Regions from separate parts of the Homo sapiens genome. Here region 2 is linked to region 1. A link is a loop called in an ENCODE intact Hi-C map of the cell type or tissue named here. Cell type or tissue: body of pancreas. All regions are shown on one strand. Links, peaks and the distances in the headings refer to the core of each region. The heading gives the core; the rest is flanking DNA. Region 1 overlaps LOC105377861 (a long non-coding RNA gene). Region 2 overlaps LOC105377862 (a long non-coding RNA gene).

What was found. A loop is a pair of places that touch in the nucleus more often than their neighbours do. Peaks named below come from ENCODE experiments on the same cell type or tissue, not always from the same donor. Only the 100,000 strongest peaks of a DNase experiment are listed, where the experiment ranks them.
Region 2: a loop joins it to region 1, with 2.4 times the contacts of the local background. A loop is called at or near these places in 17 of 110 quality-filtered maps.

Annotation. Positions count from the first base shown.
Region 1 is chr6:76,688,971-76,705,766 of GRCh38, reverse strand. LOC105377861 (a long non-coding RNA gene) reads left to right here. Exons shown (of 4, transcript XR_942697.3): 4 at 5,631-11,401. Among named protein-coding and RNA genes, the nearest start is that of LINC02540, 100 kb to the right of the region's middle. RefSeq lists an enhancer at 1,443-2,272. In body of pancreas, for the core only: a CTCF peak has its summit at 8,022 (motif pointing left); no DNase peak of the experiment used is centred there.
Region 2 is chr6:76,882,854-76,891,696 of GRCh38, reverse strand. All of the region lies in intron 2 of LOC105377862 (a long non-coding RNA gene), which reads right to left. Among named protein-coding and RNA genes, the nearest start is that of LINC02540, 290 kb to the right of the region's middle. In body of pancreas, for the core only: no CTCF peak of the experiment used is centred there; a DNase peak (open chromatin) is centred at 4,606.

The DNA.
Region 1 (16,796 bases), core at 4,126-12,125:
AACCTGGGAGGCAGAGGTTGCAGTGAGCCGAGATCAAGCCACTGTACTCTAGACTGGGTGACAGAGCAAGATTCCAGCAAAAATAAAAATGATAAATACAGTCAATGGACTGTTATTCAGCAATAAAAAGAATGAAATTCTGATACATGCTACAACATGGATAAACCTTGATAACATTATGCTAAGTGAAATAAGCCAGACAATGAAAACAACACATGTAGTTTGATTTCACTAACATGAAATTATCTATAAGCACCTAATTCACAGAGACATAAAAATTAGAGGTTAAGAGAGGCTAGAGAGAGAGAGAATAGAAAATTATTGCTTAATGGATGCTGAGTTTCTGTTTGAATGATGTAAATATTTTGAAAATAGATGTGACAGTTGTACAACATTGTGCATATAAACTAACGTCACCATGGGCTTCTGGATTGAGTTGGGCACTGTAGGGGCCAAGATGGCTCTCTGAAGTTCTGCTGAAAAAAATAACAAACTCATAAAAGGCGTATTAATTGGTGAAAATGTAACAATTTTGTTTAACATCTATGCAAGGGACCTTTCAGAATGGTGACCCAAAGATACAAGAGAAATTGTCTATTTTTATGCTTAGGTTCAAAAAAAACAGTTGTGTAAAAATATGACAGTTGTGTAAAAATATGATTAAACAAAAAGGGCATAATCTCATACAAATAGACGGAGTCTGGAAGCCCAGCAAGGCCAGTCTGTCTAGATTCTTCTTGGCCTCTTTGAGCGTCATTTCTTCCCTCTGGGGGTGGTGCGGGACCCTTTCTGGAATGGGGGTCTCAGAACCTACAGTCAAACAACTAGGTCAGATAATTTCTTTATGGCCAGTTTTCACACAGAAAATCAGAAGGAAAGTTAAAGTAATATTTTTAGGTTTTATGGCTGGTTTTGGGGAAAAGGGATTCTGGTTTCTACGAAAATCCTTGGGGAAAAGGAATTCTAGTTTCTATGGTTAGCCTTCGGGGAGAATAGACTGAGGGGCAGGAGGGCAAGAGAAGGTCAGGGAAAAACTTTTGCTTCTGTGGCTGCTGCTGAGGCCTTCATTTGGGGGTATTATTTTCTGAGCTGCAGAGGCACCAGGATTTCTATTGTTATTCCCACATTTTCACACCGCACATCACACATACTTAGCATTCAAATTATATTAAATAAATATTTGACTGTCCACCTTCTTCCTATTGTCCTTCCTTCCCCTGGCCTGCCATACTTTCTTTCTCTTGATATCTTTTAATTCAAAAGTTCAAGAACAAAAGGCTGTTCTTGGCATGCAGCAAAAATATTTTAAGAAAATTTCTTGATTTAAATTTAAATGAGCAGTTCATTACATAACACGTATGAATTAAACAGAAATATTGTTGGGAAATATAATTAAAAACAAAGCCTTTTTCCAACCCAGAAATCCTCTCCTTAAAAGTAGTAGTGGAAAACAAAAACAGAAAGTTTTATTATTGACAAGCACTAAGCCAGACTGTGACGTACATCACCATCAATCCACTAAGAGATTGCAAAGACAGAAATCTCAACCTTTCATGTAGACAAGCAGATACAACCTATTACATACATGTTTTCAAGATAAACAATGACTAGTCCTTGACAAGAACATTTGTCACACATAATCCATCCTCACTTTACCTGATCATTGAGGTGACCATCTGTGTTAGCTAATTAGCTGTATCCAGAGGAAAAACAAATTCCTCATCTCTATATGAGAGGAGGTAGTTTCGCAATCCTCCAGCTGAAGTTAGGCTCCTACCTTAACCACAGAAACTGAGAGATAGAGGTGCTATCTCCCTTGATGTTTGCATTTCAAAGAAATCCCTCCCATGTTCTTGAGAAAGATGTCCCTAGGTCATAGAGGTGACAAAAGTCCTATCCAGTCTTCAAAAGGATTTATATACATTTCAAAGACACAAGAAAGTATTTAAGATATTCTAAGATAAGTGCTCTAAGAAAAAGGAGGGGAGAGAGCTCTTACCTCATTCTTAACAGGGAGAACTAAGCCTCTTACTTTTAATTTGCATTTGTTCTTACAATATGCAAATCCATCTTAAATTTAATTAATCTCACTGTGCAATCTTGGTATATTTCATTCCAGTCATTGATATATGTGTGTATCTATCATTTTACATAGGCATTTTATTATTTATTATTTAATGTTATTTATTACTCATATATTTCCTCAGGTATTCAGATCTTTCTGTAAATTCTAATGTGAATAGTCACCTTTGATCTGTGAAAAGAATAAAAAACAAAGTGATTCATAAATAACTAAAGGCTTAGTTTACTCTTAGGAAATATTACATATATTTGAGATGTAGTCTTGCTCTGTCACACAGGCTGAAATGCAGTGGCACGATCTCGGCTCACTGCAACCTCCACCTCCTGAGTTAAAGCAATTCTCCTGCCTCAGTCTCCCAAGTAGCTGGTATTACAGGCATCTGCCACAACACCCAGCTAATTTTTTACTTTTAGTAGAGACAGGTTACCACCATGTTGGCCAGGCTGGTTTCAATCTTCTGACCTCAAGTGATCTGTCCACCTCAGCCTTCCAAAGTCCTGGGATTAGAGGTGTGAGCCACCATGCCTGGTCAGAATATATATACATATTTTTTTTCTTAATTTTTCTACAGCTAGAAACTGAAACCCGCAGGATTTCAGTGTGATGCTTGAGATGACCAACATGACTAGTTTGCTGTGAACTGTATTTTGTGTATTGATTATTTTAAGAAATATTTATCCTCTAAGGAGCTTGCAAACTACCCAGGAAAAGAATGTAGCACAATGAATTGTTATGTATTATTCCATTTGTTTTAATAATAGACATCATGTTAGTCCATTTTCACAGTGCTATAAAGACATACCCGAGACTGAGTAATTTACAAAGAAACAAGGTTTAATTGACTCACAGTTCCGCATGGCTGGGGAGGCCTTAGGAAACTTAACAATCATGGTGGAAGGGGAAGCAGGCACGTCTTACATGGCAGCAGGTGAGAGAGAGAGTGTGTGAGAGCACAGGAAAAACTACCCTTTATAAAACCATCAGATCTCCTAGGAACTCACTCACTATCATGAGAACAGCAAGGAGGAAACCGCCCCCATAATCTAATCACTTCCCTCCCTTCACACGTGAGGATTACAGGTCTCTCCCTTCACATGTGGGAATTACAATTCCAGATGAGATGTGGGTGAGGACACAGAGTCAAACCATATCAATAAGCAATATGCTTATTGCATAAGCAATATGTTATGGGGAGAGAAGTGGGAGTGGTTAAGTTGGCCTGGAAAGTTCAGGAAGAACTACACAGAGGTTAAAAGTACAGTCTAGCCAGAGGGAGGAGCTCAAGCAGAGGAAAAGACTTATGGGAAGGTCTGGCATACTTAAGCAATGGATTGCGAATTCCAGTGAGGTTTATCAGATTTGCCTAGGGAGTTTATTGAAAATATGGATCCAGAGACTCCATATCAGTGTTCCCAAAATGTTTTACATTAATGCCCACCCATTTTGATTTCAATGTCCACCTGAGTTTGTGAATCACTGCTTTAGGGCTTATGCCTGGAACCCAGTACAGATAAGAAGTGGGAGAGACAAGCAGAGGCTAGATAATGAAAAGCTTTGTGGGTTGTCCCTAGAGAGGCTGAATTTTATCCTGAAAGTTTTTGGCCAAGATTTGTCATTAATTTCCACCTAGGCTGGGCATTAAAAGCCTGAGGATATGAGAGGAAGAAAGAAAGTAAAAGAAACGAGTCAGGATTGAGAAGTGAATGTTAATTTAGGCTCTCCTCCTTCCCCACCAGCCAGGGGCAAGCTGTTTCTGCTACTTTAACCGTTTTCTGTCCTGTCAGGGACAAAGCACAATTTATTAGAAAAGATTTTTCCAAGGAAAGCATTTTGCTTCCAGCTGTGAATCTGCCTGCTGTTCTTAGAGTCATAAAGAAGCCTCTGCTGGTAGGTATGGTCACTGTTTCAAGGAAGAAAGTTAAAGTCTATGTTTTGGAAAGCATGGGGGAAGAACCCCTTTCTTCTCCCAATCTGTGGAATACATTATGTGTAAGCAGAAAAATACGTTGTGTAAGTGAGGTGTTGAGGAGGGGCAAGCTCACCTCCTACTTTTCACATATCAATTATGACTGAGATTAAGACATCTATACATATAAAAGCACAAAATATATTTTAAAACTTACAAGACATTCCAATACCTATTGAGAAGGCTTAAGATTTCCTAAAATAATGTAATGAGCTAAAATGGTATTGGAACCTTCCAGAGCACTAGCTATTACACAGGACTGCTTATTGCCTGGCTTCTCAGCCTCAGCATTATTGACATTTTAACTGGACAAATTTTTGTTATTGTTGGGATAGGCCTGTGTATTATAGGATGTTCATCAGCTGCTCTGGCCTCTGCCTGCTAGATTCCTGTAGTACTCTTAACCAGTTGTGACAGCTAAACATGTCACAAATACATGAATATTGCCAAATATCTCTTAGAAAGGAGAAGACCAAAATTGCCCCTGCTTGAGAACTAGTCATTTATTAATAACATATGGAGATGAGATCTTTCTGCAAATTCAGTAATTTAAACCCCCATATAGAGAGGATATAAGTCTAATCTAGATAAAATTTATTAATGTTTCACAAATTCCACCTAAACCCAATTATGTTAATGCACGGGTTTATCATTCTGTTCATAAATAGCCTATAGTAATGATTGAGGAGTTAAGGCTTGGAGATAGACTTTCATAAAAATCTTAATGACAAGCATGCCACTCATTTTCATTTTTTTTCCGGGTATTAAATTGTATCCCAGGGTCCCAAAGAATTAATATAACTCAAAACCATCACTGATGTATTCCTTTCTGGATCCAATTACATGGTCTATAATAAAGCCCTGTAGCTCCCGGAGGTAGAATGGGGGAATAAAAAGTAAATGCATTCTCCACTTAAAATTCCTACGTATTCCACAGACCATCAGAAAACTTCTGAAGTCAGCATCTCTGAACTCCAAATACTGCTGATTCACAGTGTCTCTTTCACTTATGACCCTGACCTATCTATGCAGAATTTGGGGTTCATTTTCTTTGGAATGACCATTCTTAGATGTAAAGGTAAATTTGACTCCCAAAAAGAGTAAGGCAATAACTAACCTCGAACCATTCTGAGTGTGACTTCTATAGATCTCATTTCAATTTTTTGCCTCTAAAGAGTCTTAAATCTAAAATACTTATTTAAATTTGACAGTAAATACTGGCACCTTCCCCAGTGTTCACAACTCCATTTCTAAATGTATTTTCAGTGATATATGGCTTGGGTAAAATTTATGTGTTCTATACTTATGGAAACAACTTAACTCTCCAACAATAAAGGGATGGTTAAATAAATTACTCTACATCTACATACATTCATTTAAAAATTATGGCTGAGAAGAATAATTACCAGCATATTTATGATATAAAGTAGAAGTTATAAGGTAAAATAGAAAATTATATACAGTATGATCTTTAGTATACATATATAAATATATATGATTTTATAAAGCATTTTACCCATCAAATGATAAATATTTCAATTCATGTATTTATTTTGTATTTTTTCTCTGCTTTTCTCAAAGCCTCCATGTCAGAAATGAAGAAGGAATCTGCACGTTCAGACAAAATAGACCTACTGCCCTCTAGATACTTCCTTCAGCCTCTCAACTTAAGATAAACTTTTGTGTCTTCATTCTTATCATTTTTGTACCAAGAAATACTGGACATCCTTCATCTCCAGCAGATTATATTTCCATCTGGCTCTGTCTGTCCTCTTTTATGACTAGTCTCTTGAAAGTTTTTCTAATTCATCTATGAACTCAAGGTCAATCATCAGTGAAAGCCTAGTCATTAGAGAAACTTTAATGTCAACCACTTCTGTAGACATTCTTTTTGCGTTTTGCTCTAACAGGAATCTGACTCTCTCCTGTGGACTCCGTTCCTTGAAATCCAAAACTTAAAGTATAATAATAATAAAATTAAAAAAAAAAGAAAGAAATCAAGTCAAGCAGAAATTGAGTTGATTCTTCTATCCCTTGTATCTCTCAGCTTGGAGAAGTCCTTTTTACTCCACATTGTCATTCACAAACAACTGATTAAAAGAGGGACAACATGGTTTCACTGAGCAAACATAGCCCCGTGTAGGAGTGGGAAAAAGCACAAGGCAGTGACAGACTGAAACTCTCTGGAGAAGTCACTCATCTCAGCTGACTATGAAGACTCCATGTGGGACACCATAGAGACCTCTCCATTCTTAATAACTGCTCCCTATAGTACTATAATCCTTGGGCTCTGTTGCTTCAACATTCTATGGTTTATTAATGAGATCCAATATGAGTTCACTCCTGTCCATTATAGTTGCTTCTTATGAAAAGAAAGGAGATCCTATGAGGTTTTGTTCCATCTGTTCAGTACCTCCAATGCCAACAGTATGATCTCCTTTCTCAGAAACACAGAAAACCAGACATACTGGGGTGGGCATGCTTCACATTTCTCCATAGCTAATGCATGACCTCCAATCATATTCAACCCATGCTCAATTCATCATTTGCTTATGCTGTCTGCCAACCTAAAAAATCTTCTAGTATTTGTGTATTCTCTCACCACATAATACTAATACTCTGAAATTAATTGTGTTTTCCACTACTTTTGCATACCATCCAAAATCTTGCACACTAAGCAAGGATTGACTTTTAAAATGCATATTTATTTTTACACATTAGCACTTTGGAGAAAGAAAGAAATCCCTTCTCCTTTTTATAATTGAGTGCTCAGCAGTCGTGGGCTCATAGTTGACATCTAACCAAAAAGCTTAACATCTACTGCTAGTTTCAGCCCAAACACCAATAAGCTGGATACATTTGTGTCAGTTCCTTACTTTCTCTATCAGTTTTTTTCACTTGAATGGGCTGAACACAATAAGTGATTACTTAGCAACTAAACTTCATATTAAACAAGCAATTATTGTGTGTCAAGGACTGTGCTAAGCAGTGTCAACATTCTGTGGTGACTTACAGATTCATTTCTTAGCAAATGTCTCTGTGGTTGTTAAAGTTTATATTAATTATATTTTGAAATATTTGAACAGTTATGATTGCACTTTTAGAAACATTCACCTTCCAATGTCTAAATTTTACTGGGATTTTAAGCTTTATTTTATTCAAGATTTTTAATATTTTCCAAGTATTATTGATCATACAAATAGGAATGTTCTTGGCAAGATATTTCAAGGAATATTAACGGTTATTGGCAGAATTGGATGAGGAGGTTAATTAGAAGTTATTGAGGACACATTCTATTTGTTAGGTTCTGCACATATGTTCACTAATTTAGGTATTATTAGTCCCGTTTTATGACTAAAAATAGAGAGTCAGGGAAAGTAATGGTCACATAATTACAAAGGCAATGCTAAAAGCCGAGTTTCACCTGTTGACCTCATCTGAGCACAAAGCCCTTCAATACACCAGAGTACCACACTTCTGTGGAAAGGCAGTGATTTATTCTGGTCATTTTCTAGCATATATAATATTGGCCACATTTCCTAGTAACCCACTATTGTTTAAATAAAATGCCACACAGCTCAGGTCAAAGGGGCCATTTTTTTCTGTTGACTTCCTTTTCATATCTTTGACACTATATTTTGCTGTCTCTTCTCAAAATTCCTACAAAAGCATTTTGATGCTAAAGTCGAGCTTGGAATAGAAGTTTATAAATGTTTAGAAGGAAATAAGAAATGCAATAACTGCTTTATTAAGTATAAGAGATTACTATACACTGAGTTTAATTAAAACTATGGGAGCTGGTGAGATGGAGAGACAGATAATCCAGATCAGACCGGTTTCTACAAATTCCACTCCCTTCCTGCAGATCACACCCTGAGAATAGGACAGTGCCCCCTGGTATCAAAGGAAATGGCCAGATCTCACAGATTAACCCTTGCAGGTACATTGCACAAACCAATAAAGTTTCAGTATCATCAGTGCCACCTTCAGGGGCATAAATGAAATAGCAAATTTTTCTATTTCTCAAATGTTTTTAGAATTAATGCTGGAGCAGGAATATATGCTAATATGTATCTTTGTACATTTTCTACAAACAATATAGTTTCCTAAATTTTTATAATAATATATTCCGTTGTAATGAGCTATATGCTAAGATTTCCCAATAGCTGATAACTCTTTAATCCCAGTAGAAATATGTGAAGAATTTGTGGCTAAATATAAAATAGGCTGGGGAAAAATTGTTAGTGGTTTTCAGATATGTAATATTAGTTAAACTTGGTGTCAAAAAGGACACTAGTTGGCAAGGTGCGGGATTTTGTTGTTGTTGTTTTGTTTTGTTTTGTTTTTTTTAGCTTACAGAAAAACAGAATGAAATCATAGGTCTTTTAGAAATCCTACCTCTTGCCTCCTGCCAACTGCTGAAAGCATCTGTAATAGAAGTATTGCCTAATGCAGTTTGGAAAGAGGGATACATGTGCCCAAAGGAAATCCAATTAAGAGAATATATAACAACAACAAAAAAGATATGTGATTTAATGCCAATGGGTAATAATTAATTATAGTGAATTTATTTAACCAATAAGTGATTTAATTTTTATCAAAACTTGGAATTAACTACCATACTTAGCCTTTTGATTGCATGTTCTGCCCCTCCCTGACCCTATTTCTGCATGACTTTCTGCCCAGTGGACTGCACTCTGTAGGCCCCAAGGTCCTCAGCTGCTGGCACTTCTCCAGGGGGCTCCCTTGGAGATCAATTCTTTCTATTTTCTGCACCTCATTATGATTATCAAGCTTTCTCTCTACCAAATGCCTCTAATTCTTATTTCATTCCTTGAGCTCTATGAATTACTGTTGCTGGCTGGTTCTATTAACTTGAATGAGTATTAAGTGCTAATCTTGTCTCCTCTTCTAGTATAACTTTTAACAAACATTTAAGTTTAGTGTTTAGCTTCAATCCATATTGAATATTCTGATGGAAATTTCCAGTGCTATGGCTTGTGGTTGAAAGAATTATCATGAATATGAGATATAGTTAAATGTAACCGAGATAACACTAAATATATAGATGAGAACATTAGACTCTACTTATGTCCCTACAGTTAGCCATCTATGTGATATTGAGCAGGGCATTCCTCACTTTCTAGATCCCAATTTTACAGTCGTAGAAGAAAGTCATGAGACACACAACCTGTACGCATCCTTCTAAGTCTCCAGGATTCTTGCTTTATAGAGTTACAATGCTAAGACATATATGTGTGAACAAACATAGGTCCAAATTCTTAAGGAATGTTGTCTTCAGACCTAATTGGTGAAAACAATCTATAATTATAAAATGCACTTGAATAGTTTAACTGAATCTCCACAGTATTCCACGTGTGTATCAGTTAAGACAGGTTAGGTTACACTTCTTTAACAAGCAATCCTCAAATCTCACTGCCAGAACACCACTTTACTTGCTGCTGTTGCAAAGTCCACTGCAGTTTCAAGCAGTTCTCCAGAACACCTCTCCTCCTTGTTTTGGTTTAATGCTCCAAGTTGCTTGGATCTTATTTTACCTCTGTATTACGATGTGCTTCTGTGAACAAGGAAAGCAGATGAAAGGCAGTGTGGAGAGTTGAACACCATCAATAAATGCTTATCCACAGTTCTGCTTATATAGCCACACTTCATCTTTTAAGGGAAGATATGTAGTCACGCCTAACTTCAATAAAATAGAGAATAGTGATCCACACATGTACCCAGAAGTAGAAAAGAATCAGATATTGGTGAAGAGAAGTAATACTTACTACAGTGTAACATGGGCATTGAGAATCATCAGAAATTCAAAGTAACAACCACAATGAGTAATATAATGTGTTTACATGAGAAGACAATGAATACAAAACACAGTAACAAGTCTACAGAAGTCTGCTGGAATTCTTGCTGTAAAGATACACATGGACCTGTGGATTCATTTATTTATTCATTTAGCATTTAATTAATATTCATTCTTTGAGTGCCCACAGTGTGCTAGGTACCAGAAATAAAGCTGTCCCTAATTTAACACATTTAATTCATTCCTGAAAACACTGCTGACAAGTGAAAAATTATTAAATGAAAAATACATTTCCATTAATTTTAGGGGGAACAATTATAATGCATTCTATTCCAACTGGAGATGCTCGAATAATTTTCACAGATAAACATATCAGTTTAGCAGTGTAAACAAGTTTAAGTAGGCAATAAACAATAATTGAAAAGTAAAAAAAATAGTTTGCAGATAAATGAATACACAGAAAGGGACTCATCATGTTTACGAGACCAAAAGAAGAGATAGCTAGAAAGGGAGACAGAAAATATTATAGACAACGGATATGTAGAATGATCATTATATATAGCAGATATGTAGAATGATCATTATATGTAGCAGGTATGTAGAATTTGTCATTGGAATCAGGACAATTTTGTGCATTGAAGCCAGTGCTATAGATAAATATACACTGGGACAATAGGCATAAACCAGTACCCTCCTGGGAAAACTAAGAATTATGCTCATTATACTCATATGCAATGTTATTTATGAGAAATCATGAGACAAATGTTAAAAGCTGGTGTTTCAGGATGCACTCCACCAATCACTGACACATCTTTCACAGTTTCAGTTTACACAGTCCAACACACATTCATTTTGACCAGCGGGAGGTAGCATAGGGAGAGTGGTCAGCAACCCTCTCTGGTGTTAGTTTGGCCAAGCTTCCCAACCTCCCTCAGGCACATGCTAGCTAACAGTCTGCAAGAAGCCTGCCTGAGCCAGACTGCATAGCAATTCTGAGGGCACTCACCCCCTGCCACAGGTCCCCTATTTTCAGTCAGGCAGTGCTTGACTGTAAGAAGCCTGACTGATACTTATCTCAAGTTAATCTGCACAACTGAAAAGATTTGTGTACAAAGTCCACAATGCAAAAAAATAAACCTATAGACACAATCTGAATATAAGCAGCTGTTTATATCCCTTAAGGCCAGCTGTAATGGGACTTGCATTTTTGGCATTTTCTCACCTGAACCTCCTTGCTCCATGTAGGGAATCACTGAAGAGTTAGAAGCAAAGAAGTGCAATGGTCCTACTTGGGTTGACCCTATTTGGGTATTTGTTTTGTCACTCACAATGTGCTTGTCTGTAAATAAATTATATAATCTGTCTAAGCCTCAGTTTTCTCATCTGTAGAGCATAAATAATACGATTTATATTTCCGTTATTGAAAGAATCATATGAATCAAGGTATGTAAAGTGCCTGGTATATTAGAGATCCTTTTCTTTTAATAATTTTGAAATGCTAATAAAGACACTTACATGTCAGGTATTAGTCTAAGTACTTTATACCTATTAATTCATTTAATACCCATAGTAACCAATGAGGTAAGTATCATGTTTGTTTATATATGAGAAAACTAAGACATGGTGGGGGAAAGGAGGGCTAACTAAATTGTCAACTTCACAAAGTGGGAAGGCTGGGATTTGAACCAGCAGTCTGAGTCAGGGGTCTAGTACTTTTAATCATCACACCATTCTGCCTTCCCACCTGGTCTCTGTCACTGTCTTGTATTTCATTTTCTGTCCCTAACTATATATCAATTCCATTGCTTGACCCTACTGCTTCCTTTCTTCTCTGACATCACAGAACAAGTTATCTACAGGTTTTGTTGTCAGGGAAGTTTTCATGGAAAATATGATACTTAAGCTGTAAATCATTCTCTTGCCAATTTTTGGACATCCTAAAGTGTACCTATTGTTTAGTGTGTGTTTTCAAAATCAGTAATTTTTTAACATCAAAATCATTTTTTAAAAAGTAATCAATGTATTACACTCTTGTTATGATTGGTATTAAAAATATTTGCCAGGCACAGAGGTTCGTTCCTACAATCCCAGGACTTTAGGAGGCCAAAGTGGGAGGACTGCTTGAGCCAGCAGTTCTAGACCAGCCTGAGCAACATAGTGCAACCCTGTCTCTACAAAAAGTTTAAAAAAATTAGCCAGGTATGGTGGCACACATCTGTGGTCCCAACGACTCAGGAGGCTAAGGCAGGAGGATCTCTTGAGCCAAAGAGGTCGAGGCTGCAGTCAGCCATGTTTGTGCCACTGCACTCCAGCCTGGGTGACACAGGGAGATGCTGTCTTGTCTCAAAAATGAAAGAAAATTTGCCTGAACCTCAAAAAGATTAGATATATCTGAGATAGACGTTGAATAAAGGATTTAGTCTGAATGAAGACTGGCATTTTATTATTATAAACACCTGTGTCAAGCTCCTTTCTCAAAACAAGAGATTAAACAACTGGCAAAGAATTCAGTAGTAACATAGATTTGCTCAAAATATTTATTTTGGCAAATTTTCCATATAGCAAGTTATTGAATATGTATTTACTGAGAAGATATCTTGGGAACCTTATTTTGTCCTGTTACACATTTCTTTTCTCCTGAAGATCTTACTATCTTAAATTTACAGCATTTTCCAAAAAATTACTCATAGGAAAAGAGAAGATATATCAAAAGTCAAATTCAATTCAAAGTCGAGAATCTAGGAAAAGTGTCTTTAGATGATAAGGAGAAAGAAAGATTATTATTATTATTATTATTATTATTATTATTTTGCTTTTCTTAGTGTATGTACTCTTCCCATATTGAACAATGTAAAATAATTCCCAGCAAGTTGACTACCCAGAAAATCAGGTACCCAGAAAACTACCCAGAAAAGCAAATGTCTGCTTCTCTTCTCCACCCTGCTTTCTCCTTGTGTTGACCCTAAGCCAAACAATTGACTGGCACAAGGCCCTAATCTTTCTAACAGAGACTTCAGGATGTATAAAACTCCTCATTATTGTTGTTGTCTACTTAAGTTCTAAGCTCCAAACAGTAACTCAAATAGATGTATGATAATTTAAAATATCAGAATTTATATTTCAGGAAGGCAGAGAATAGAACAGAACTCCTCATTTATAGATATGGAATTAAAACTTTTCTTTATTTCCTTCTTTGTTTTGTTTGTTTTGGTTTTGGCTGTTTGTTTCTGGAAACAGATTCTCTGTCACACAGGCTGGAATGCAGTGGTGCACTCACTCAGTGCAGCCTCAAACTCCTGTGTTCAAAATATTCTGCTACTTAAGCCTTCCAAGTAGCTGGGACTACAGGTATATGTCACCATGTCTGGCTAAATTTTTTATTTAAAAATTTTGTTTTTCTAGAGACAGGGTCTTGCTTTGCTGCCTAGGCTGGTCTTGAACTCCTAGCTTCAAGTGATCCTCCTTCCTCAGTCTCCTAAAGTGCTGGGATTACAGGCATGAGCTACCACACCTAGCCAAAGCTTTTCTTTTTAATCAGTTAATGTATCCTATTTGCTCATTTTAAATTACTCAATTTCTTATTAGAAGTGACTATCACCATGAATATACCAGAAGTAGTTGGTACTGTGATGTACCACCCAAATTCCCCTTCAGAAATATAGACATATAATCTGACAAAGATTATTTGCTTGTCCAAACTTTAGTTGGGCTTCTGAAACTTCCCCTAGGCCCATCTGTGCACTTCCTTATAAAATCCAGTTTTAGCAAAGAACTCTGCTAAGTCAGTTTAGCAAGAATCCCTCATCGCCAATATTTGGTGACCCCTGATATGTGATCAGGATCCTTATCCTCCACCAACCCACAGGTGATGTCTGATTACCCTGGATTGACTTCAAGTCACAATTGCACCCCCGACCCATGTTTCCTCTTAGTAATTTTTCATCTACTGACTCCCACCCTGATCCTTACCCATAAATTCCCACTTGCCTATGCTGTATTCAGAGTTGAGTCCAATCTCTCTCTCCTTGCAAGACCCCACTACAGTGGTCTTTATACCTATTGCAATGGTCATGAATAAAGTCTTCGTTATTGTTATTTAACAAGTATCATTAAATATTTGTTTTTCTTTAATAGATCCCAGCTACTAAGAGTGCTGCTAACAGCCCTTAGCGAGGACCAACTACATAATTTTTTGGACCCAATACAAAATTAAGTTGTGAGACCTTTTGTTAAAATATTGTTAAGAATTTTAATGTGGTGGCAGCAGAGCATTAACCAAATGCTGGGCCCTCGTGAGCATGAGGCCCAGGGAGTCTGCACAGGTTGCATGCCTATAAAACTGCCCTTGCCCCTAACTGTCAGCCACCAGCAGTGATGGTTCAGCAAAAGAGAGCTGCCTCACCCAGGGCAGTGTCTACTTCTAGGGTGGACAAAATTTAATCATTGTATTGACACAGGATTATAAAGTTCCGCTCTCTTCACTCAAAGTCTGTAGGGCCATGCCAACTTCAGAGCTGTGGTAGAATTGGCTAAGAACTCCCCTGAGATTACTTCACATCTCAGCTTTTCCCTGTTCTCAATCAGACTTCTTTTCCTCCCTTTTCTTCCCTTCCCTTGCCTTTCACAGTTGAGGGTCTGAGGAGCATTCCCTAATATAATTTCTGCATGCTAATGCCTCCTAGAGTCCACTTCCCATATAACACAACCTGTGAAACTGGTCTTTCCCAAACCCTGTTCTTACAAACACAAGAAACAGTAGCACAACAGCCTATTCTGTGCTAATTTGTAATATATCAATTTCCAGATGGCATTGAGCTGTTGCATGGTGGAGTTTGCTGTGGAAAAGATTAAACATTCTAGGGGCAAGAGACCACACAGTTAGCAGTTGGTGTCCGTGGTCATTTGGTCTTTTGTTAAGATGTATTGAACACTTACTGTGGTAAATATTTTACATAATTTAAGTTATTTAATTCTTCATAATAAATCTTTGTTGTAGATATTCCAAATAGCCCAATTCCACAAATTAAAAAAAGAAAATAGCAACAGAGAAGTTAAGTGACCTCCCAATAATCAGTCATGAAAGTGTAGCATAGTTCCTCTGTCTAATCAAAGCCAGAGCTCTTGATCTCTACCCTATAATTCCTGTCTGATGCTATTTTTCTTCTACTGGTGTTTCTTACTGAACACAGACACTCTCAAGTCAGTAGTCCTAATCTATACACCCACGGTGTGCAGAAAAGCAGGCTTCAGGTTCACAAATCCTTATATTCTCAAGAAAGACCTGTTTTCGGGAGTAGCCATTCATGGACTCTAGACAATTGAACTCTGAGTCCTTGGAATGCTCTGCCTAAGTGTTTTTGTATGCCTAAGACCTTGGGTCACACTATAACAGTTCGACCAAAGAGTTTATGTTACCAATGTGATTTATGGTAAACACTTGTTTTTGCACTAGGGGCTGAAGTTGAGTAGCTGAGGTCAGTCACATAGGTGCTGCACACTACGTGACTGAACCCCCATAAAAAACCTGAACACCAGGATTTTGATGAGCTTCCCTAGTTGACAACACTTTGCATGTGATGTCGTACATTATTGCTAGGAAAATTAAGTCCATCCTGTACAACTCCACTGAGAAGGGTACCTGAAAGCTTGTGCCTTCTCTTCTGGACTTCTCCCCCTGAGGTTTTTTCTTTGCTGATTTTAACCTGTATTGTTTTCCTGTAATAAATCATGACCATGAGTATAAGAGCTTCTGATTCCTGTAAGCTCTTCTAGTGAATCATCAAGTTTGAAATGGTCTTGGAAACCTCAATAGATATAGTGAGTGGAGAAATGGCTGAATTTTAGACAGATCAAGATGAAAAAAGAAATACTTTTTTGTTGTTGTTCTTTATCTCAAAGATAAATGACCTGGATGTCTTGCTAAAAACCTATTAAGATCATGCTGCTATTGAATATATTATTGAATATATCAACTGAAGACCAATTGCCTCCAGAAAAGGAGATGCATTCCGCCATTTGCCTTGCTGCAAAGAAACACCCGAGACAGGGTAGTTTATAGTGAAAAGAGGTTTATCTCGCTTATAGTTCTGCAGGCTGCACAAGCATGATACCAGCATCTGCTCAGCTTCTGCTGAGGCCCCAGGAAGCCTACAATCATGGCAGAAAGTAAAGGGGGTGCCAATGTATCACATGCCAAGAGAGGGAGCAAGAGAGAGAAGAAGGAGCTGCCACCTCTTTTAAACAACCATATCTCATGTGAACTCATAGAGTGAGAAGTCACCCCTTACTGCAAGCACAGCACCAAGCCATTCATGAGGTATCCACTGGCATGACCCAAACACCTCCCACTAGGTCCAAGTCCAGCATTGAGGACACATTTCAGCATGAGATTTGGAAGGGACAAAAGCATCTAAACCCTATAAGAAGGCATGAGTAAAGTAACAAAAACATTGTTTTCCTGCCACTTGCATATGCATCTAAACTGGATAAATTTGTATTTTCTTAGCAGATGTTATTGTTATGTTGAGAGATAGACTCAACATAATAGAGATAGACTCTGTTGAGAGTATATTTTTTAATGATAGAGAAAGACTTTAGGGCCCAGGAGTCAGATGATAAAGAGGTTTCATCAGAAAGACAAGAGGTAGGGTACAGGGAGAAGGAAGAATGAGGTAGAGAAAAGCAGTTGAAAAGAATAGGGATGAAAGAGCATAGCAGGAAAGAGAGGCCAGGTAACTGAGAACCAAATTAACCACTGATCATAAGTTATAATATATGTATATCTCTACGTTTTTTTCAAGGCAAGATGAAGAACCAGGGGCACTGCTCAAAGTTCTGCCCACCGAGAGGACTTTCCTTCACCACAGCATTTCACAGCCACTTCTGGGTAGGGCTGTAGTGCTGCCACTGCCTGGTTTCTGGTAGTGCCA
Region 2 (8,843 bases), core at 844-8,843, 190 kb before region 1:
TGCGATAGTTTACTGAGAATGATGATTTCCAATTTCATCCATGTCCCTACAAAGGACATGAACTCATCATTTTTTATGGCTGCATAGTATTCCATGGTGTATATGTGCCACATTTTCTTAATCCAGTCTATCATTGTTGGACATTTGGGTTGGTTCCAAGTCTTTGCTATTGTGAATAGTGCCGCAATAAACATACGTGTGCATGTGTCTTTATAGCAGCATGATTTATAGTCCTTTGGGTATATACCCAGTAATGGGATGGCTGGATCAAATGGTATTTCAAGTTCTAGATCCCTGAGGAATCGCCACACTGACTTCCACAATGGTTGAACTAGTTTACAGTCCCACCAACAGTGTAAAAGTGTCCCTATTTCTCCACATCCTCTCCAGCACCTGTTGTTTCCTGACTTTTTAATGATTGCCATTCTAACTGGTGTGAGATGGTATCTCATTGTGGTTTTGATTTGCATTTCTCTGATGGCCAGTGATGATGAGCATTTTTTCATGTGTTTTTTGGCTGCATAAATGTCTTCTTTTGAGAAGTGTCTGTTCATGTCCTTCGCCCACTTTTTGATGGGGTTGTTTGTTTTTTTCTTGTAAATTTGTTTGTTAACTCAAATAATTTTCAATACATGATGGTAAATTCAGTATCCGTGGGCTGTGCCCACCAAATAACAGGGACTAGGTTTGCCTTCATATATCAAATGTATAGACATAATGTTTCAAAGTCAGGAAAACCTTGAAATTTAATGTTTTTTGTCCACAGTGGTTAGATATCCCTTTAGGAAATAAGTCTATTAATGAATATCAGGACTTCAGAAGTAAAAATAAATGGCCCTTTGAACTATGTAATACATAAATTCGTAAACCAAACAAATAAAATATGCAAAAAATGATCATGCAAAGCATAAATGAAAAATGATACATTTATTCATTTTTATAAGACTTACAATATGCCAGGAGGTTTTAGTTGCTGAAGATAAAGTGTTAAATATGAAAAGAACTTGTCCTCCTAGAAATTAGCACTGTAATAACAGTGATGCCTAAAAATGTATATGTACACAGACTTACATCAGTTAAGATGCCTAACTGTATCTTCATGCTTGAAGAAATAATTACTTTGGGATCCTTTCTGTTTTACTATTTCAGTACTTTGAAAAAGCTGTAGGTGTATCTATGTAAAAATAAAAATCAACTAATAGCACTATCTTTAGAATTATGATGTCTAGCATTTAGAAAGTATAAACGACAAAATGTTATAAAGTTGTCAGACATTTTTATGCCTGTTTATGTAGAAATGATTTTAATCTGAGAAGAAGGGCAAAGTCTGGCATAATGACAGAAATAATGGCATGAAATAAATGATATGAAATAAATGGCTATTTAGAACTAAAAATAATGAAATGAGGTGAGTTCTACGAAGATAGTGGGTAATTATCTAAGGGCTAGTGATTAAAATGTAGATGTGATGTCCAAAACTGTAGCAGCCATTTGGGACTATGAAGCAACAATCCTGTGAAAGAAGAGCATGCATGGTGAAAATAGTGGAAATCAACAAACTCATTATTTGTTTAAGCTACTGTTACAGGTTTTTTTCTTATTTGCAGCTGAAGGTATTTTTCATATGACAACTAGCATGAGTGAAAAGCAAAGTTTGGATCAAGAATTTTTCATACCGTGACATGAAGGCTGTTTAACATGATGGTAACAAACCTACACTAGGGTCATGATTTGACTGAAAGAATAACCTGGCTACTAATCCTGCGGGACAGAACAAGAACAGAATGCAAAGATGTGCAGACAGAACAGAAAGCAATAAGCAAGCTTTGCATATACAATTGAAAGTAGTAATTTGCTAAGGTAAAATAATTCAAGAGAAGGCTTTGTCTGTGCTAACGTTGTAAGCATAAGGGGAAAGGGCAACTCTTAGTGCAGTGGTAACTCCTAAACCCTCATTTCATCTCTGTGCTCCACATATCCATCTGTGTAGTTAATCAAGCTTTTCTTTCCCTTATGTGTATTCATTTTTCCTGGTATTAATTCCTATGTAGCATTAATTTGTAACAAGCAATGAACCTTCCGTAAGCATTATTTTCTATCTTGGAAAGAGTAAAATTAATTAACACCTTTGACATTTGAAAAGTATAAAACTTGCCTATGGTCACCAAAATAAGCACTCTTGGGTCTTTATTATCAACATTTTGCTTAGTCCACCTGGTACCTACCTGTAGGTCTATTTTTATCAGAATGTTTAAATAAATAAATTATTTATGTCCTAATTATAAAGAGGTATTATTTCACCAGGTTATTAAAAATGGCCAGAGGAAATATATCAAACTGTGAAGTAAAATCATATTCTTTGACTATAGAAAGATAAAAAGCAGTTTTTGAAAGGAATAAAAGGGAATGGTACAGTTTAGGGAAGTAACATACAGATATAGATAAAAGACATAATTAAAACTAAAACAGAAAAACTAGGAAAGATCCTTAAAAAACAGTATGCTGTATTCTAGAGAGAATTTTAGAAAAAATACAGCAGCATAAAAAAAACAGCATAACAAATATCTCTTCAGTTCATCCTTACAAAGCAAACATTGAATGAATTTAGATTTTGTAAATTGCTTCAAGCCTTTACATTGAATTATTTTACAAGAATTAAGAATATTGCAAATATTATATAATTTTAGTAGGATACATATTTTAATGTAAAGTCCCTCTGCTATAGTTTAGTTTGTTTGACTCTCCCAAATCTCATGTTGTAATTGGATCGCTAGTGTTAGAGGTGGGGCCCAATGGGAGGTGTTTTCGTCATGGGGGTGGATCCCTTATGAATGGGTTGGTGCCATCCTAATGGTAATGAATGAGTTCTCACTCTCTTAGTTCTTGCGAGAGCTATTTATTAAAAACAGTGTGTCACCTCCCTTCTCTCCTTCTTGGCTTTCTTTTTTGCTATGTGGTCTGTGCATGCACTGGCTTCATGAGTGGAAGCAGCCTGACACCCTCACCAGAAACAGATGCTGGCACTATGCTTCTTGCACAGCCTTCAGAATCATGAGCCAAATAAACCTCTTTTCCTTATAAATTACCCAGCCTCAGGCATTCCTTTGCAGCAACACAAAGGAGCTAAGACACTCTCTTTCAGGACTATTGCCAATGATCTGGCTTTTTCCTAGAAATGTAGCAAAGTAAAATCAATTCCAAGTCCCCAGTTTATTGATTTTTTCCTTGTGCTACATATATACTTTCCTGTTACACATCCTCCAGATTGGCCAGGATTTAGTGAAGGGGACAGAAATGTAATATATCTGTTCAAAAAAAAGCTTTCCATTTTAGATTCAATGCCATTTGAGAATAATACTAAATTCCTAGACACTGCATCTTCTTCTCTTTTCAGTACATTTAGCTAAAAGGGATAGTGGTGGTATTAAATACAAGGTAACATGGGGTTCTGAAAAATATCTAACTCACAGGCAATTAATTAGAAGGTAAAGAAAATAGTCTTCCCTTTTATAGCATCTGCCAACCCGAAATGGGTTGGTACTATTTGCCTTCATGTGTGTCCCTTAGTCATTAAAAAAGAATTTCATTTTACTCGATAAGGACCAAATTATGAAATTATGTTTTATGATTTGGGGAAAACAAATTAAACCACTTACAACTTACAAAAATGTGCAAGATTATTTTCTTGTAAAAAATGTTGATCCTATAGTTATTTGTAAACTGCAGGAAAATGCAGATAGAAAACAAAGTTTAAAAACAGCAAATAAATAGTTTGTTTCACCACATGAAATTCTATGCATTATTTAAATTATTTGATGTGGAGCTCATTTGTTGATCAAGAAAGACATATATTATATTTTAAGTAAAAAATTAAGCTTAATGTCATAAAAATCCATTTTTATTGAAATGAGTTTTTGTATGTGGAGTTTCTACATCAGTGAAATGCACAGGGGGAAAAGTGTAGAATGATACACAGCAATTGTAACAATACTGTTTTTTAAGGGATGTGATTTTTATGGACATTTTTTATTTTCTTCCTTGTCTTTTGTTTTTGACTTTGATAATGGCAGATAAAAATATTATTTTTAAAAAATAATATCGTAGAACTTTAAATTTAGAACTTTATCAGTCCCATCTTCTACCTAATAAATTAGAAGTTTATCCAGTTCCATCTTCTACCTAGTATTAAGATGCCTTCTGTAGTATTCCTATCATATGATAACTCAGATCCTAGTTCAATACCTCTAGGCAAATGTGGTTTACTTAATTTCTAGGCGGGCTAAATAGAAAGCTTCTATCATGGGAAATGTCTAATTTTTTATATTTAAATTCAGGTCTCCCTGTTTATAACTCCTCTTTGGCTCTCCTTGTCTTCTACAAGTGGGTCTAACAGGCTTATTCCTTCTTTTAGAAAGCAGGCTCCCCAATACTTAGGACAACTTTACACTCCAACTCCTTCTTTTTTCATGACTCTTTGATCTCTTGGCAGAGGCAGATGGTGTAAGGGTGTAATGAAGGGCAAGTAGATCAATCAAGATTTTTGCTGCTTGAATAGATTATCTGTTTCCGTGAACAAGCTGCCAGTTGGCCCCTCTTCAAGGACTGCATTCCCTATAAGCAGGTCTCCCATGGGTTCCTTCAGGAGGCTGGGGATGAGGGCGGGTGGCAAAGCACCTAACACAAGATAACGTAAAGACACATGCACTTCTTCCTGGCCTAATAACATGAGATTCTGCCTCACCTTCTGCTTATGTGATCTTGCTAATATCTGGAAGTGGTCAGATATTCAATGGACCCATGGTGAAAGGAGAAGAATGGAAAGATGAACTAAATATAACAAAGTTGAATACATGAAGAAAATCTTAAAATGATATTTTAAAACCTACAACTAATCACATGTATTTTAAATATTTCTATTATTAGATTGTCAGTTATTTGAGCAATTTAAGGCTGGAGTGTTTCTTTGAGTCACTGCTAGTACCTGATTTAAGCTTTGTATTGACCAACACTTAATGATATTTCTTATGCTTAACTGCATTTTGACCTTCAAACATATCCATAGTCAGGCAAGCATAGACCCTCATGATTAGAATCGCATGTGCCTAGGCTCTCTTGAAACAAGCCTATCAATAATTCTACATATTAAAAAAATCCACATTGAAAAATAAGCAACTTATAATTGTACCGGTCAGTTAAACTACACACAGAGCATGAATAAAAAAATTGACAAATTATTCTCCCCTTTTTGGATATGGGCTGGCTTTATTATAGCATTATTAGTAAATTAGCTTAGAAATTAATTGAAAAAAATCCCATACGATCTTCAAGGGATTAAATGGGCATTTGCTGGTTAAAGTCAGGTTTCTTAAATACTTGGTGGTCTTAGTCTGGTCTCTGGATATAAGCATTGGTTTCAAATTGCCTCCAGAATCTTTCTGGCCAAAGAAAATACAACAATGCAAGAACAGTTTCCAACTTGGCAGAAAATACGTATTGAGAAACATTTAGATCCTTTGGGAAACATTAACTCATGAACATTATAAAAGCAGGTAATAATTCAAAATGCTATTTTCTAGGATCCTAAAATCTCCCACAGAGGCCCTATTTATTCAGATTTTCAAAATAGCTCAGCACAGAATAGAGCATGAAATGCATTTGGGCCACTGTGTACATAAAAACATCACAGTGAGTCAGCAGTCAGTCACAGTTCTCTGTCCCATGGGTCATGGATCTGTCTGTTCAAAACCCTGTGAGGAAAAATTCCTGTCAGGTTATATAGGGTGAAAATTCTCCTCTTACTTAAGCAGGAGAGGAGGGCAGCTCTCCACAGGACTCGTTTAGTTCTGCTACTCAGTTGTCACCCAGGGACAACAACGGCTCACGTTCTTGATGGTAACCAGAGACTGGTAGCACTCACCCATGCACCTCAAAGCAGAGCAGAACTGTGGCAGAACCATCCCTACTTCAACAACTCAGCCTGAGTGCAAAAGCAGCTTCCTCGGCCCAAGGAAAAGCCAATGCCAGACAGGATAGAACCATGCAAGACTAGGTCAAGGGCAAGAGAGACAAACATGTAAAGATGGAGAGAGACAGATACACCTATGTCAAACTGTGTAGCAACACTTTGGCCTGCCTCTCCTCCCTCCTTTAGTTGGGTCTATTTACTGGTTTAATTTGTCCATGCGGTTTTTAATTTCAATTACCATATACATCATTTCTAGTAGTGTTGTGTTGTTCCTTTCTCAAATCTGATTGGTCATTTTTGTTTCTTTCTGTGGTCCCTTGTTCTCTGGTAACATTTTCATTCTTTTTAGTTCTCTAAGAATATTTAGCATAATAATTTTATATTTCTTGTCTGGTAATTCTAATATCTGAAGTCTCTGTGGGTCTGTTTCAGCCCTGTGTTGTTTCTGCTGGATCTCACTCTTAGGAACTTGTTTTGTGATTTTCTTTTTTTTTTTTTTGAGGTGGAGTTTCGCTCTTTTTGCCCAGGCTGGAGTGCAATGGCATGATCTCAGCTCACCGCAACCTCCGCCTCCTGTCTCAAGCTCCCTAGTAGCTGGGATTACAGGTATGCACCACCACGCCTGGCTAATTTTACATTTTTAGTAGAGACGGGGTTTCTCCATGTTGGTCAGGCTGGTCTTGAACTCCTGACCTCAGGTGATCCACCCGTCTCGGCCTCCCAAAGTGCTGGGATTACAAGTGTGAGCCACGGCGCCCAGCCTGTTTTGTGATTTTTGACTATAAATGAAGCATTTTTCTTTCAACCTTGTTTATGAGAATTTGTTGAGATGTGAGTTGAAGTTGAATTCCTCAGAAAGACTCTGGGCTTTCTTCAGTCAGTCTCTGGAGCAACCTCTGATTCAGAACAATTTGCAATTAAATTATTAGCTTGAGGCTGATCAGTCTACTCTGGGTGTGTGAATTCAGAACACAGCTCTTGAAAGATATTCAGTGTTATTGATGCTCAATATAGATCTCCTCAGCACAACTCAAAGCCATATCAGGCTCTATTTCTCCACTTGGCAGGGGTTACATCATCTTACACTGAGGGTATAGCCTGCTAGCACCTATGCAGGAGTTTGTTTTTAGATCCCCAACCCCGAATCATGCCAGCATCCTAGTCTTTATTTATGTCTTTACTCCATGAAGCCATCAAAATGAAAGACTAATTTATCTTCCGAGGTTGTCAATCTGATATCTTTTTTCAATTTTGAGTTTTTCTTATTTTGTTGTGCCAGGTCAGCTCAATATTTTAATTGTTTCACACAAGAGGGTAACTGAATATATCTATTCCACCAAACTGCCAGAAATAGAAGTTATTGCTGTCTTAAAAATGATTTATGTTTTGACATATTTCTGCCATGGACTATGTTAATAATCAGTCTATTTCTAGGACCTTGTGCAGAGCCGACCCAGAGTGGAACTAAGTTAAGACTTAGATTAGCAAAACAAATGCATTTTCATGCCATCCTCCCCATGTGGACTCTGACCTCAGCCACATTGGCTTTGTTTGGTTCTTCATATTTATCATGTTCATCCCCACATCAAGACTATTGCTTCTTCACCTCTCACCTTCATTAATTCCAGCTCAAAGGTCTCTTCAAACAAGGTCGAGTCTGCCTAATTTACATTTATGTAGCACTCTTTAGATTCTCTTCCATGGCGTTATCACAATCACAATGAAATGAGGATTGTTTAATGCCAATCTCCCTAGCCAGAAAAGAAGCTCATGAGGAAAAAAAGTGTGTCTTGCTCATGGGAAGGTCTGCAGTGCCTGGCAGAGCGCCTGGCACATAATAGGTGTTTGTTAATTCTTTGTTGAATGAGTATGTAAATAAATAATTGAGAGGCATTATGTAGAAATAGTTGTTTTTTTTTAAAGTAGGAATTGCACAGAAATCTCTTTCTTACCTTTTACCTTAAATGTATAACAAATATGTGAATTTAGAAAGGTAGCCAGGAAGTCATTCCTTTCTTTAGGCCTTGGAAGTTGCATTATTTAAATCCTCAGTGGTTTAAAATCGAGAATAACATTTATTTTAACCTACTTATATGATTTAAACTTTTTATCCTCTCAAATTGACTTGAAATTAGACATTGCATGCTTAAAATATATAATTATTCATGATTCAACTTCAATATTTCCTATGGGGCATTTTAAAATAAAGATAATATAAAAGACAACTGCTGTCTGTATAAACCAGGGAACAATCCAAAATACTAGCATCAATAATCAAATGTATATTTTCCCCTTTACTGTGTTATATCATTTTGGGTATCAAATGAACCTTTATGACAGTCTTATTTGATAAATTTCCATTTTATTCTAACGTGAAATGAAACTGTAAGAATAGAAAACTCATAAAATAATGTTTTCGAGAAATATCATATTTATTCTAGATTCCTTTAGTAGCATTCTCTTTATGATATGACAAGAATGGGAAACTCATCTTAAAGATATAAGAAATAAATTTATGCTAGAACCCTAAGACAATGCTGAATATTTCATAATAATGTTAGTATATTCACTTCAATTGGAATATTCTGTAATTATACTTAATTCCATATATCTGCATGACAAAAGGCATTTTTCTTTCTTATATTTCCTATGAAGAACAAAAACAAAAACAAAGCAAATCCTCTACACTGAACATATATAGGTTTACGTTATAAAGATAATTAAAAAGAGAATTTCAATTAAGTCAGAAATGAATCGGCAAAATTGTTTTGCAACATTTCATATTCAGGAATTGTTAACATTTCTGTAAATAAAACTGAAAATGAACAAATAGCACCTCTTGTTTAAAAAAATCACTTTTTATACCCAGACGATTCAG